Regions from separate parts of the Mus musculus genome. Here region 1 is linked to region 2. A link is a loop called in an ENCODE intact Hi-C map of the cell type or tissue named here. Cell type or tissue: left cerebral cortex. All regions are shown on one strand.

Evidence for each region. Hi-C counts contacts between places; a loop is a spot of excess contacts. Peaks named below come from ENCODE experiments on the same cell type or tissue, not always from the same donor. Only the 100,000 strongest peaks of a DNase experiment are listed, where the experiment ranks them.
Region 1: it touches region 2 in a loop (2.8-fold over the local background); 1 of 42 quality-filtered maps calls a loop at or near these places.

The regions. Positions count from the first base shown.
Region 1 is chr1:13,145,509-13,149,508 of GRCm38, reverse strand. Ncoa2 (nuclear receptor coactivator 2) reads left to right here. Exons shown (of 23, transcript NM_008678.3): 20 at 401-578; 21 at 994-1,192; 22 at 2,545-2,634. Among named protein-coding and RNA genes, the nearest start is that of Prdm14, 20 kb to the right of the region's middle. In left cerebral cortex, no CTCF peak of the experiment used is centred here; DNase peaks (open chromatin) are centred at 757 and 2,355.
Region 2 is chr1:13,588,057-13,592,056 of GRCm38, reverse strand. Tram1 (translocating chain-associating membrane protein 1) reads left to right here and starts at 2,147. Exons shown (of 11, transcript NM_028173.5): 1 at 2,147-2,457. The coding sequence starts at 2,335. In left cerebral cortex, a CTCF peak has its summit at 2,022 (motif pointing right); DNase peaks (open chromatin) are centred at 2,098, 2,561 and 2,864; H3K4me3 peaks cover 2,044 bases; H3K27ac peaks cover 775 bases.

The DNA.
Region 1 (4,000 bases), 440 kb after region 2:
TCATATGTTGACTGTTGGTATATAGATGAATTTAATGAGCTCAGACTAAATTTAAAAGGAACGATACTATTACACTGACTGACCGGCTCAGATAAAATCAAGTCTCTACATAGTAGACTCGTCCTTGGTTTAGAGAGGGCTTCAGGAACAAATGTCATTTCTCTGACTCTAGCCCTGATGCTAGTGTGCATCCTCGGAGCCCTGTGACTCTTGGAGAGCTTTCAAGTATAGAGAGGGTTTTCTCCATGTACTTCTGTCTCAGCTTCTTTCAAATATCTAATAATTTGCACATAATCAGATAATTGAAAGTAATTTTTCTGTGTATACTTAATTTGGAACATTCTCTCTATGATATAGATAACAATCTCCTTTGGGCTTCTGTTTTGTTTTTGTTTTTAAGGAATAAGTCAACAACCTGATCCTGGCTTTACTGGGGCTACAACTCCCCAGAGTCCTCTAATGTCTCCCCGGATGGCACATACTCAGAGTCCCATGATGCAGCAGTCTCAAGCCAACCCAGCCTACCAGCCCACCTCAGACATGAATGGATGGGCACAGGGGAGCATGGGTGGAAACAGGTAACATCACATTACTGCGTCTGATATAAATGATCACCCCTAGCCAGGCGGTGGTGGCGTTTAGCAAGCAATAGCAAATGAACTGCTAAAAAGCTAGCTTATTCTTAGCAAAAGTCAACAATTTCACAGAAGCCTAGCACAGCACCTCTTGTTTTAGAGCAAAAACATTACCTCTAAGCAGTTGCCACTCCTAACTGTAGAATTCCTGTGGATGGCGGTGGCACAGAGCCAGGCTTCATCAGTGCACATGCTAAGAAGCAAACAGCAAGCCCCCAGCAGCTGGGAAAGCAGGAGTGTGTGTGCTTCCCAGCAATGTGTGCAAGGGAAGAAGCAAGCCTGATGCCTGGGCCAGCACCCATTTAGATAGAGACTGCCTCAGCTTACCATCAGACTAACTCTGTCTCCCACGCTACAGCATGTTCTCACAGCAGTCCCCACCACACTTTGGGCAACAAGCAAACACCAGCATGTATAGTAACAACATGAACATCAGTGTGTCGATGGCAACCAACACGGGTGGCTTGAGCAGCATGAACCAGATGACAGGCCAGATGAGCATGACCTCAGTGACCTCCGTGCCTACGTCAGGACTGCCCTCCATGGGTCCCGAGCAGGTAAGAGCCTCAGAGAAGCAGCTCAGAACGTTCTCCTTGGCTTTGTGTCTGTTTATGCCACAAATCCCATATCTATTTTGAAAAGTGTTTTTTCACCTTATTTTCACCTGTGCCAGTGAGATTTAACAAAAAATACTTGTTAATGACGAAGGAACTATTGGGAAGGACTCCTGGCTGCTAACATGTTGGGGGTTTTTTGCTTTGTTTTGGTTTTTATTTCCTAATTTTCACATCATTAACCTTTTTTATCATTTGTGGGATTTAGAAATGGAGTGGTAGGTGTTAGGAAGTTTCTGCTGGGCATGGTGACCCACACCTTTAGTCCCAGCACTGGGGAGGCAGAGGCAGGTGGATCTCCGAGTTCAAGTCCAGCCTGCTCTGCAGAGCATATTCCGGAATGGGCAGGGCTACACACAGAAATCCTCTCTCAAAAAACAAAACAAAACTAGCTTTTTAAAACCTCTGGTAAGCATGGCCACACAGCCTACCAGCCGGTCACTCTCGGGGCCGCTTTGCTTACGTGACAAGGCTGGCACACTGTTGCCCCCTTGATGCTCCAGTGCTGGTGACTTTAGTTCCAGACCAGCCTGGACTCTAAGCGCATGTTAGAAAGGGTAGGGAGAAGATGTGTAGCCCACACGGGCCAGGAGCACCTTCTGCTCTGTCGGGCCAGTGTTGAGAGTGAGGTACACAGAGACACAGAACCGAGCGTAATCATGGGCCAGCCCACTCAGGAACATTCATCAACCCAGACCATTTGAAATGTGTGCATGGATTTAAATATTTTTGAGTTTCGGAGTTTATATAGAAGCCCAGGTCCAAACCCACAACCCCAGTGTGTCTGCTGAAAAATCATTGTCTTATTAGCCCTGGTGGGCTAGCTCCATGAGTAAAAGTGCCTGCCACCAAGCCTCACCACCTGAGTGTAGTCCCCAGACTCCCCCGAGAGAGCTGGCCTCTACACTCCGGCCTCGGACATACATGCAGCCATCACACACAAGTAAATGTAATGAGAAGAGTTTTTTTTAAAAACACATAAATGCTGATGAGTAGGTTTTTTGGCCAGTCCATTCCCAAAAGCCAGTTTGGGTGTTCTCACGTCATTCTTGCTAATTAATGACTTGCCTGAGAGCAGAAGTGGCAGATGGTCTCAGGTGCTTCACGCTCTCAGGGCTGAGTCACCAGCCTATAAATGAAAATGTGCAAATAAGCTGTGCTTTTGAAGGTAAGTAGTGTTTGCAGCCTCCTCTGCCCCATGTGTGCACATGGAAAGCTGTTAGCTGTGGGATACAGCCTCTTTTCCCTAGGGCCACAAAACTTAAAATCGGAAATGTGTCATGTTGTCACCACAGGTCAATGACCCTGCTCTGAGGGGAGGCAACCTTTTCCCAAACCAACTGCCTGGAATGGACATGATCAAGCAGGAGGGAGATGCATCTCGGGTAAGCAGCAGGAGCCCAGAGTGCACCTTAGGGTGGCTGTGGGCCTTCTGAAGGCCAAACGCTTCTCTCTGCCTTGTCGGCCTGGAAAGTGCTGGGATCAAAAGAGCACACTACAAAAACAGCAGGCATGATGGTGCATGCCTGTAACTCTGGCTCTGAGGAGGCAGAGACAAGAGAGTCAGGAGTTCAAGGTCAACTACACTGTGAGTTTAAGACCAGCCTGGGCTACACATTACCCTATCTTAGAGCAAACAAAAAAACAACACTCCCACCTTGAAAAAAAACAAGAAAATAACTATTTACACGCAGAAAGCAGCCTACAGCAAATGCAACTGTGACGTGCTTTCCAGCTCTTCCTAACACACTGATGTACACTGCCACGTCCAACCCTCAGGAAAGGTTCATCCTGTCAGAGAGACGCAGGAGGGTGGGGACTCGGCATCATTAGCAAGTCTTAAGCCAGCCCCGGTTATGAGAGATCCAGTCTCAAAAAATGAAGAGGGCCAGGGAGAACTGAATTAAATCCCCGAAGTCAGAGTGGAAAGAGCCAACTCTCCACATTGTCCTCGTGCCTGCACACGGGTGCCTGCACACGGGTGCCTGCACACGCCACAGAAACAGTAAAATGTTTAAAGAAATAACCTCTTAGGCCACCTCCGCATACTCAAAACCAAGCAATAGCTTGATCCCATTGGAGAGAGTGGAGTGTAAATGAGCACTGAACTTCCTCACTCCAGAGCCTTTGTGTTGTTAGCAGCAGGGCTACAGTAGACCTCACCCGCCCATTGCTCAGCAATGTCCTGGATTGGCTTTCCCACTGTGGCTTTTCTGGGTTTTGTAACCCTGATTGTGGGCTTCAGAGATACTACTGACAGCGGGTAGGAGTCCTGTAGCTGTTTCTCACACGTGTCCTTAAAACGTGATAATTAGGTGCACGAAGCTTACCATATCTTCCTTCCTTACTGTATGTGTATCTGGTATGTATACATAGCAGGTAAGAATGTCAGACAGCGGGGTAGATTGTACACTAACCATGTGTTCCTTTGTTTGGGTTTATCACTTCCCAAGGGCTGATACCTCTCCTATAGCCATGGTTTTCACAGGCAGGGAGTGCTAAGAGCTCAGAGGTAACTCCATGCAAAAGCAGAGGTCCAAAACCTGAGGCACAGTGACAGCAGGTGACACTCACACACTCAGAGAGGACATTGTAACTGCAAAGTGCCAGGGGAGCCTAGCCAGAGTGCTGTAAGTATGAGTGAGAGTGAGCCAGCTAGCATTTGAACAGCTATCTAGGAAAAGCCCCTTGCCAGCCAAGCCCTCTGAAGCAGACCCAGGCTTCTGCTTTCTCCTAGGAGCACCAGGAATC
Region 2 (4,000 bases):
AGCCCATCAGCCCTGGATGAAGCTTTAATACACAGTTTTGGGGAACATTTAACATCAGAACAGTAACACTGTACAGGTAATCTGTACAAGGTTTCTTTTGGGGATTAAATATACACATACTAAGGTTGTGTTAACAATTGTGCAACTCTGTAAATACATGATAGCCAATAGGAACATACACCTTAAATTAGTGAACTCTATAATTTTTATATCCAAGCTCTGTTAGAATATAGTGTGATCATAAGATCAGGTTGGTTTGGTCAGCCTTGGTATCTGTGAAGACTTGAAGGAACCACAAACTCTGCTAGGTAGAGAAGACAAGAAAATGTTCCAGACAAAGACAAAAAATGACACAAAGGCAGAAAGGAGTTTGGGAAAGCATGCCATAGCTTCTTAGTCTTCCGCAATGCAAATCAGAGTCAGGAGTGGGGGAGACTGAAGGACAAGACCAAGCCTGTTTTGGGCAAGCAGGACCAGATCATGAAAGGATAGTTTTCCATGAAAGAAAAGGAGAAAACAGGAAAGAACAGTGCTTTCACAAAGAACATTCTAGATGGGGAGCAAGTGGGAACTGACCTGGAACTAAGTAAAACACAATGTTAACCAGAAAGGAAAATAATAGCTAAGTCTAGTGCCCCGCTCTCTTGAGCCTTGAAGAAGCCCCTTGGATAATTGAGGTGGACGCCATCACCCTCCCAACAAATGAAACCTACTGGCTTTGCTTCCTCGTCAGCTGTCCTAAGCTTCTCCTCCTGGTGCTTCAGCTCCACTTAACACATTGCACTTTTAAAATATTTTAAAAAGATTCTCTCTCCAGCATGAGAATGTAAGCCCATAATGATCAGTTAATTTGACATTTCCCTTATGTTCTGAATCCCCAGTGAAGTTTCTACTAGGTCAACTCTCTATCCTTACTTGTTGAGCCAATGGATACATAAGTAAGGGAATTGAGCCTCATAGAAGTAACTTGTCTGTAGAAACACAGGCAATAAGTTGAGCATAATAATAAATTGACGCAATAACCACTTTTTTTTTTTTGATTTTTCAAAACAGGGTTTCTTTGTGTAGTCCTGGTTATCCTGGAACTCACTCTATAAACCAGGCGGGCCTCGAACTCAGAAATCCGCCTGCCTATGCCTCCCAAGTACTGGGATTAAAGGCCCGTGTGACCACTGCCGGCAGTAACCACCTTTTTAAACTACCATGATTACACTGGAAATGTAATATTCCAGGCCAGGCCCCCTCCTGGCTATACTATAGCGGTGGGAATAGGGAAAGAGACTGAATTGCCTGGATTTGGTGCTATATTAGATGTCAAAAGGCTAATAAAAAGATGCAACCTAGGATTTTAGCTTCTGGACTGGGCAAGTAGTGCACTTTTTCAGAAAAAAATAAATACCCCGGGTTAAACAGAAGTAGGAGAGTGGAGGATTTGGCAAGGGATCCCTTTTCACGATTTCTTGGGATTCCTAAGTAGTGTTAATACCATGTAACAAGTAAATCTAAACTTCCAGTGGGGACCGGGGAGTTGGACAGGACAGAAAAGAGCTTAACTCTGAGGTAAGCAAGCGTTTAACACTTAGGGGATTTTTGGTTTGGTTTGGTTTTGGTTTTTGATTTTTGACTTAGAAACAAGATGCTTCTATGTAGCCCTGGATGGTATTAAACTCAGAGCACTTCTCCTGCCTCAGCGTCCCAAACAATGGGACTACAGGAGTCAACCACTAGCTCATCCACAGCAACGTTGGAAGGCTCAAACTCGCGAAAAGCCCTTGAACAAGCAGGCTACTTCGTTTTTCCAAATTTTCTAGACGGTGGCTATCGCTTACACAAGTGGCCAACAAGTGTGGAACGTGGTAGCACCAAGGCCAGGGTGGGTCGGGAGGGCGCGAAGGCACCCAGCAGCCGTGCATGCTGCAGCAGCACGCGAAGGTATGAACCATTCCCAGGAAGCTCGCGCCCCAAACGACTCCCAACTCCCAGCGCGAAACCTCCGCGCGCCACTCGCGTTCCGCGACCTCCAGCCCACAGGGGGCGCTGTGGGCCACCAGGTGCGGCCACGGCGCGAGCGCGCGGTTTCTTCCTGGTGCGCATGCTCGCCACCGCTGCAGGCTGGCCTTTTTTTTTTTTTTTTTTTTTTTTTTTTTTTTTTTTTTTTTCTCGGGCCGCCCCGGCGGCTGCGTACTGGCTGTGGGATGGGAAGTGAAGCCCCAGCGAGCGGCTGCGGCGGGGCTGTGCGGAGCAGCCAGCGGGAGGCGGCGGCGCGGCGGTGAGCAGCCGAGAGCTCGGAGCGGGGCGGAGGAAGCACCTGCAGGCACAGGCGGCGGCTCCACCATGGCGATTCGCAAGAAGAGCAACAAGAACCCGCCGCTGCTGAGCCACGAATTCTTGCTGCAGAATCACGCGGACATCGTCTCCTGCCTGGCGATGCTTTTCCTGCTGGGGCTTATGTTCGAGGTGAGCCCTCCTTCCCGGACCCCGGACCCCTGGCCAGGCCCGCCGACCCTAGCGTACCCGGCCGGAGCTGCGCAGCCCCCCGCGGCCCTGCAGCCCTGGCCCGGTCCGGCCCGCCGCCCCCTCCCGCGCCGCGCAGTTCCTGCTTCCCGCGAAGGGTTACGTGGCAGCCGGCGAGGGGCCGGCGGGGGTGGCGGGCGCGGCCGTGCTGGCCCTGCGCGATGGGCGGACCCGGGGCCGGGGCAGCGGGGCCGGATGACTAACAGGGACCCCTGCTCGACCCCGACCCACGGCCTCGGCCGCTGCCTGCGCGGAGGGCGAGGACCGGGTGTTCGAACCCGGTGGCCCCCTGCCCGCCGACGGCCGCTCGTCCAACTTTCCGCCTGGGCTCTGGACTCTGGGTTCCCGGAGCATCGGGTCTGATCCCGATGCGAGGCTCGCAACAGCTGTGTTGAGGAGTTGAGCGATTTCCTTTCTTGAAGCAGAGGCGATGAGACTGTCAGGAGTGTGTAAATTCTCTTCCCACAGATCTGAGTATTTTGATGACTTATTTAACAGCTGTTGAATGTGGGTAATAAAGTTTGCAAGGTGAACCTGTAACATCCTACGGGTTTTTTTTTTTTTTCCACCTTCCTCAGTACTTCCGCCCACTCCCCTCCCCCTTCCATTTTTTTTTTTTTTATCTGTAAGCCACTGAGTCTCATTAAATATATTGATATATTGATGATTACCATTTTGTCTCCTCTCTCCCTGGCATGTAACCTAGTGAGGATAAATATTTTGTCATCCATTTTTACTAGTCTTTTTCCGCTGTGAAGAATCGAGCTTTAAAGGTTTGAGTTGAAAGCAAGGAACTAATGAAATGAGACAGCCAGTGATGAAAAGTGATTACGATTTTGTTTTTTGTTTTCCATGGAGCCAATTTGGTGTCATTAGATAATTTTCTATGTTATATGATGTTTTTTCTCTTCCAAAAGTCTTTTCTGAATCTACATGTAAGTACTTCTTGTTCTTGATAGTGTCACAGATGGTTGTAGCCACTTAACTAAGGAGGGTTGCAGGGTGAAGGGCAAATAGAACTAGTCAGAACGCTTACTAGATAACCCAACTCAGATACGCTGTTCATCCTCCCTTACATCGCTTGTACAGGCCTCACAGCTGCCGTTTGAGGAATCAGGTAATTCGGCTTAGAGAAGTTTGACAGTATTATATGAGTGGGTGGTATTTACATATCTAGGGTTTGATTGTGGCCCTGTAGTAAATGCTTGCTTTGATTATTGGTTGTAGCGTGAATCTAGGAGTTTTATGGCTGACCTGTACCTCGAGTCTTTAGTGCTTGGTGCTCTATTGCTTCTGCGTGGCTCAGAAGTATGGCTCTGGGTTCAGTTATAAGCAACATACACAATGTATGTTTGTAATCTCTGAATTTGTGAAAACTGTTTTCTTGCTATAGTATTAAAGGTACCTCATGGACGTGGCCAGTAGGCATTTGTCACCATATGCAGGAGAGTTGTGAATTCAAATCCAGTGGCAACTACATAGTGAA